Regions from separate parts of the Homo sapiens genome. Here region 1 is linked to region 2. Evidence: chromatin contacts called from ENCODE Hi-C data. All regions are on one chromosome and are shown on one strand. Each heading gives the region's core, a stretch centred on a gene start or an enhancer-like site at or near the end of the contact. The rest is flanking DNA. Distances are from core to core; before and after follow the strand shown.

Region 1 (2,740 bases), core at 26-2,525, 1.9 Mb after region 2:
CCACGGAGTGCGTGGAAAGCGAGCAAAAAATTTCACATTCATCAGCCTAAATGCACCAAACAAAGGAGGTGTTCCATTTCCTCCATGAAAACGGATCTCAGGATAAAAACGCAGCGACGTCGAGAAGCCCAAAAGACGACGCCGAGAACCCCCGGCCCCATGTTCCAATGGATTTTGGAACAAGTTCGGGTCCCACTGATACCCCATCCCCCTCTAAGCAAAGGCCTCACTCAATAAAGCCCAACAGGGCCCTCTCCGAAAACCACTGAGTCATGCAGAACAGCAGCTCAGCAGGCCCGGCCAGCCCTTCGCCTGCAGGCCCCACGCGGATCCCCGACCCCCGACCCCCGACCCCGAACGGCTCCTCTTAGGGGAGAGCTAGGGGGGGCTGCAACGGGCAGGGGGCGCGGCCGCCGCCTCGGCCTCTTTGTTTCTCTGGGTCGTGGTGCCCACGCCGGGCGCCGCCGCGGAGGCGAGCGGCCTAGAGGCCGGCCCCGCAGAGGCGGCACGCCGTGCATTGTTTCCCGACCGTGCTGTGGAGCGAGCCAGGGACGCCGGGAGCCAGGTCTCGGGCCACGACGACAGGATGACGCCTCCGTCTTTGTGCTTCCTGGGCTGGCGGGCGGGCTCCCCTCCCCCGGACGCCGCCATCCGCGGCCTGCTCCGGCTTCGCCATTGGCCCGCGGCGCCCCGGTCCCTTCACTCCCGCCCCCGGCCCGGCAACAAGGAGCCCGGCTCCCACCCGCAGCCCCGTATCACTCACCCTGCAGGGTCCCAAATGCGAAAGCCGGGTTCGCGCGCGAAGCCGGCACGATGAGGCCGGGCCGAGGCCTCCGGGAAGGCTGAGCCGGGCGCCCTGGTGCCGCCGCCGCGGGCCGGGAGCGGGTCGGAGCAGCAGGCGGAGGTGGCGCCGCCGCCGCCGCGGGGTCTTCCTTTGTTCCTGCAGCAGCGTCGAGCGTGGCCGGGACACGCCGGAGCTCGGGAAGTGGGAGGAGGGAAGCGAGGGGGGGCCGAGGAGGAGGTGGAGGGAGGACCGGCGGCCGCAGCGGCTAACGCTGCTCGAGGCGCTCGCCTGTCGTCGCCTCACGCCTCCACAGGCCGCAGGTTGGGCGGACGAGGAGGGCGAGCGGACCGCGCGCCGCGAGGCCTGGGGCCGTAAGGGCCCGCTGATGGCGCTCTTCGCCGCTCCTGCCACCGCCGGGGAAGCTGCGCGGCTCCCGGGAGCGAGCGAGCCCGCGTAGGAGATGCACACAGCTCCGCGTCCCGGCCGACTAACGCACTCGCCGCCCGGCGCCCGGGCTGTGAGGGAAAAGAGGGGGAGGGGGCGGGACCCGTGCGTCAGCGAAAACCCCGGCGGCGGCGGCGGCGGCGGGGAGCGCGGTGACGTCGCGGGCCCAAGGCCACGCCCCCGGTGCCCTGTCAGTAGGTCCAGGAGGCGGGGCCGAGACGGGTTGCTGTGCCTTCTCGCGGAGCCCAGCCACTGGCCTGGCAGTCGGCCCCTAGGGTGGAGCTGGGAAGAGCGAGTCCTGTGGAGGATGCGTTTCTATTTTTAACCCAATTGTCCGCCCTCAGCCTCCCTCCTTCGGATTTTCTCATTCAAACCCGTTTTTCGCCATCCTAGTTCTCACGCTTTGTCTCCAGCCCTGGGCAGACATTCCCTCCCCCAAGAATCGTAAGGATTCACCCCCAGAAAAGGAAAAGAATTGCCTTATGGCTTCGAGGTCTTTTCTGTTTATGAAACCTCCTCACTCCCCACACCCATTTTGAGCTCCGAAGTCCAGCCCGAGCGTGGCCCTGACGCAGCTGGCGGCGTGCGTTCGCTCGCCCAAGGTCACGGGTGGTTGTGCGGAGTGAGGAAACGCGCGGCCGCCCAGGGCTGCCAATGCCCCGGCGGCGCTGTTCTGAACAAACTGTTTTGGCCAGCCTGTGAAATCCCTGGAAATTGACGATTCCAGCAAAGCGTCGTGAACTGGGAAAGCACCAAATGTTCTACTCAAAAGCCGCGAAGGGACAAAACAAGCTAGACCCGAGGCCCAGATGAAGCGGGAGGAGGAGGCTTGCGAGAGGAAGTTCAAGGGGGGAGGTACTAGGCGGGCAGTTCAGGCACGAGGCACAGGTCCCCCATGGGTGAAAGGATGACTTTACCCGGAACACTGGGAACCTTTTCAGAGCACAAACAAAAAACATTTTCAACTGACCGCTCCAAGTGAATTTCAGTTCAACTCAAAATAACAAAATTACTAAGTCGGAAAGGACTTCTGAAATTTTCTAGTAAACAACGGTCTAACGAATACATAGAAATGATGTTTAGGGTTTATATTAGCCACATATAGAATGGAGAAGAGGTCCCTTCAGTGTTTCTCAAAGTTGGTAATCAGAAAAAAAATCACCTGGGGTGATTAAAGATTCCTACGCATCTCCCCTGGATATGGTTTTGGTTGTTCCGGGGTGGGAGCGGGGGTGGGGGGGGGCCCATATTGCGCTTCAGGTGGTCCTTATTTATAATCTGTATTTGGGGGAATGCTATACTGATAGCTTGAGCCACCACTGCCAAATCAAACAGTTCTCCGCCACAGTTAGCAAAGTACCTGGAGCATAACAACCTTTTGTTTTGTTTTTTAACAAATTCGGGTTTATTACTGTGATCAATTAATGTATTAGAGATTTAAGTAGTTTGGGTCACTGGTCCCACGACCACTGCAATTTATTTCCTTAAATTAGCAGATGAATTAGTAAAAAA
Region 2 (2,748 bases), core at 36-2,535:
GACAGAGTGAGACCCTGTCTGGAAAAAAAAAAAAAAAAAGAATTTAAGATATCCCAGTGACCAGTTCCAAGAAAGCCCCACCTGGGCCTGAGCACTGGCTCTAATGACAGGCGATTGATTACTCTTTGAACTCTGGGATCTGTCAGTGATGGTGGCAGGGGAGTCTGCGAAATTATCCTCAGTGACTGACTCCTTGGGCCACAGGCTGGGGCATGGTGTGGTGGTCCAAGGGCTTGTGTTCTACTGGACTCTTGGACCTGTGAACTTGTGTTTAGGGGTGGAAGTATTGTCCCTGACTAAGTCCTTGAGGCCAGCTCCCTCCTCCTCTCCCATGTAGCTACAGCTGTGGTGTGGCATGGCCAACCTCCCCAAAGGTGCTTGTGTAACTTGTTTTTCAAAGTCTTGGCAGGAGCTCTGGTCCTGAAGTGAGAAAGGGAAAGGGTGTTTACATTCTGGAAGAACAGTTCTGAGAAGTGTCTCACATCAGGGCTGTCCCTGAACAATCCTTGTTCCCCAGTATCTCTGGAAGCTTCTTTTCCTATGGGATGGCTGGTCACAATCATAGAGATGATCTTGGACCTAGAGGAAACAAGCTTGAACATGACAGAAGGTAGGCAGTGAGGAAGCGCTGGTCTGCCACCCAGGGTTTGCTGCCCTGTGTAAACTGCCCTCCCTGGAAAGGTGAGGAAGCTCTCCAGGACAAGACTGTTGTTGCCCCAGTGCCTCCTGCCGTGCCTGGAATAGAGCACAGGGCTACAAACAGGTGCTCCATAGACATTCACTAAGTAAATAAATTGTGAAAATACGTGGGCAAGAAAACATTTCAGAGGTCACATTGGTGCAAATTCTTAATTGACACCAGGTTAACAGCTTTCTCTGAATAGTACTTACATTAATAATAACAATGGTTACTATTTATTAAATACCTAGTGTCTGCCAAGCAAAGGGAGATATTATTTCCTTAAATCCCACAATAGTTCTACTAATAGGTAGACTCTCCCCAGTTAATAGCTGACAGCGCAGAGACTCATGGGCACAAATCTGAGAAACTTGCCTGAGGTTCACCCAACAAATTAGGATTCAAAGCCACTGCCTAGGAGGCCCTGATTATCCTCTTTCTGTTTCTCTGTGAGGCCCCTCTGTGCCCTGCTCACCTCCTGCTGGTCTCTGCTCCTGCCACAGCAGCGGGGAAACAGGAACCTTTAAAGAAGGCTGAGGTGCAGTTCCATCCCTCCTGGGGCGGGCAGTTGTGCATTCTTGCCATTTTTTTCCTCTTGCAAATAGGCTTGAAGTCAACGTAGAAAGGGCAATGCAAAAGCAGCCCCGTTCCAGATGTCTGCTTTGTCATACTTTAAAACACCCACCCATATTCAGGCCTGTCCATCCTTCATTCTGGCAGCCCTCCCCTCCCGCCTTGCCACCTGTCTCCATACACAGCTTTCCCTTTTCCTGTCCTTCCTCTTCTGATGGGTGTGAGGGCCAGATTTCACTTCACTAGAACAACCTTGCTACTAGTATTATTCTAGGGACAGGCCCTGGCACAAAATAAACACTCGATAAGTATGTGTTGAATTGCACTTTAAATTCTAGACAAAGGAGGAAAAAGCTTTGGATCCAGAAGAAAATAGAAAAGCTGGGAGTGGGGGTTAGGGTAACAATGAACTTGATCCTCTATCCCCTCTTTCCTCCCTCACTGCCTCCCTCCCTAAGCCCGGGCAGCAATGTACTTAGTATTACTGCTGTCATCTGATTACAGTAACATCCAAACAGATTGAAAAGCCCCAATCAATGCCAGAGCTGAAGTGCACACGCAGGGGGTTGTTCCCTTGGAAATGTTGCAGCTGTAATTACTCTCCAAAGAGAAAAATCTAAACAACTTTCTTGACCCTCTGGGGAGAGGAAGTAACAATTGAACTACAAGGGGCAGAAAGTCATTTCTGACGTACCGTGTGCGTGTGTGTGTGTGTATGTGTGGGTCCCCACCTTCGCAGTGTACTGTCCAGAGATCGTCTTTGACAGCCCTGCATTCAAACGCCGGGCTGTGGGTCGGCGGCGTGGTGCCTGCTGCTGCCGCCGCGGCAGCTGAGATCATGCTGTTGATCTTGTTTTACACAGAGCAGCCCAGCCTGTTGTGCCAGTACAGAATGTTCTCTTCTGTGAACTGAGTTTGAACTTTTCCAACCCACTTTGTTTGAGGAACCACACAGACAAAGAGGGAAAAGACAGGGAAGATAACCCCCAAATCGTTGAAATCGTGGTGATCTCTCGGATTTTGGCCTAGACCATTTGCTTTTTCGCTACTCAAAATTGACCATCCCAAGCATTACACTTCCTGAAAGAGCAAAGCGCCTGTGATGTCCGTTTTCTAAGACAGGACTTGGCATCAACTTTGGAAATTAACGAGTCTGTCACTGTCTCTCTTCAATTTCTTTTTTTCTTCTTAGGTGTTCAGGGAGTAACGGTAATAAAAGTTATTTTCCTTTAAAGGAAAGGTAAGGCCCCTTGTGCTGGTGACTTCTCTCTCAGTTGTTCAAGCTATTACAATATTCCAAATAGTGTTCCCAGTTTGCTGTTATAACTGGAAATAATTGATTGTAAGGATTTTGGGTCACTGGCCTCCATATAAATGACCAATGAGAAAAGCTGTTAATGCTTGGTAAAGTAAGGTGGTTGGAAATACCTTTTCAAAAACCATCCTCATATAGCAAGACCCCATCTCAAGCAACAACAAACAAACAAAACCCACAA

What was found. A loop is a pair of places that touch in the nucleus more often than their neighbours do. Pooled maps may share reads with other maps.
Region 1: a loop to region 2 is called in a map of sigmoid colon, with 4 times the contacts of the local background. The contact joins the promoter of ZFAND5 here to the enhancer-like site in region 2. A Hi-C loop is called at or near these places in 1 of 168 maps with a recorded cell type or tissue (sigmoid colon) and 8 of 50 pooled maps.

What each region holds. Positions count from the first base shown.
Region 1 is chr9:72,363,933-72,366,672 of GRCh38, forward strand. ZFAND5 (zinc finger AN1-type containing 5) reads right to left here and starts at 1,276. Exons shown (of 7, transcript NM_001102420.3): 1 at 764-1,276. RefSeq lists enhancers at 279-982, 983-1,687 and silencers at 295-1,124, 1,135-1,514.
Region 2 is chr9:70,478,771-70,481,518 of GRCh38, forward strand. All of the region lies in intron 3 of KLF9-DT (KLF9 divergent transcript), which reads left to right. Among named protein-coding and RNA genes, the nearest start is that of KLF9, 65 kb to the left of the region's middle. Within about 2 kb of position 1,286, at least 28 of the 41 ENCODE cell types and tissues checked have a DNase peak (open chromatin) inside an H3K27ac peak, as active enhancers do; they include sigmoid colon, where a contact is called at or near this core.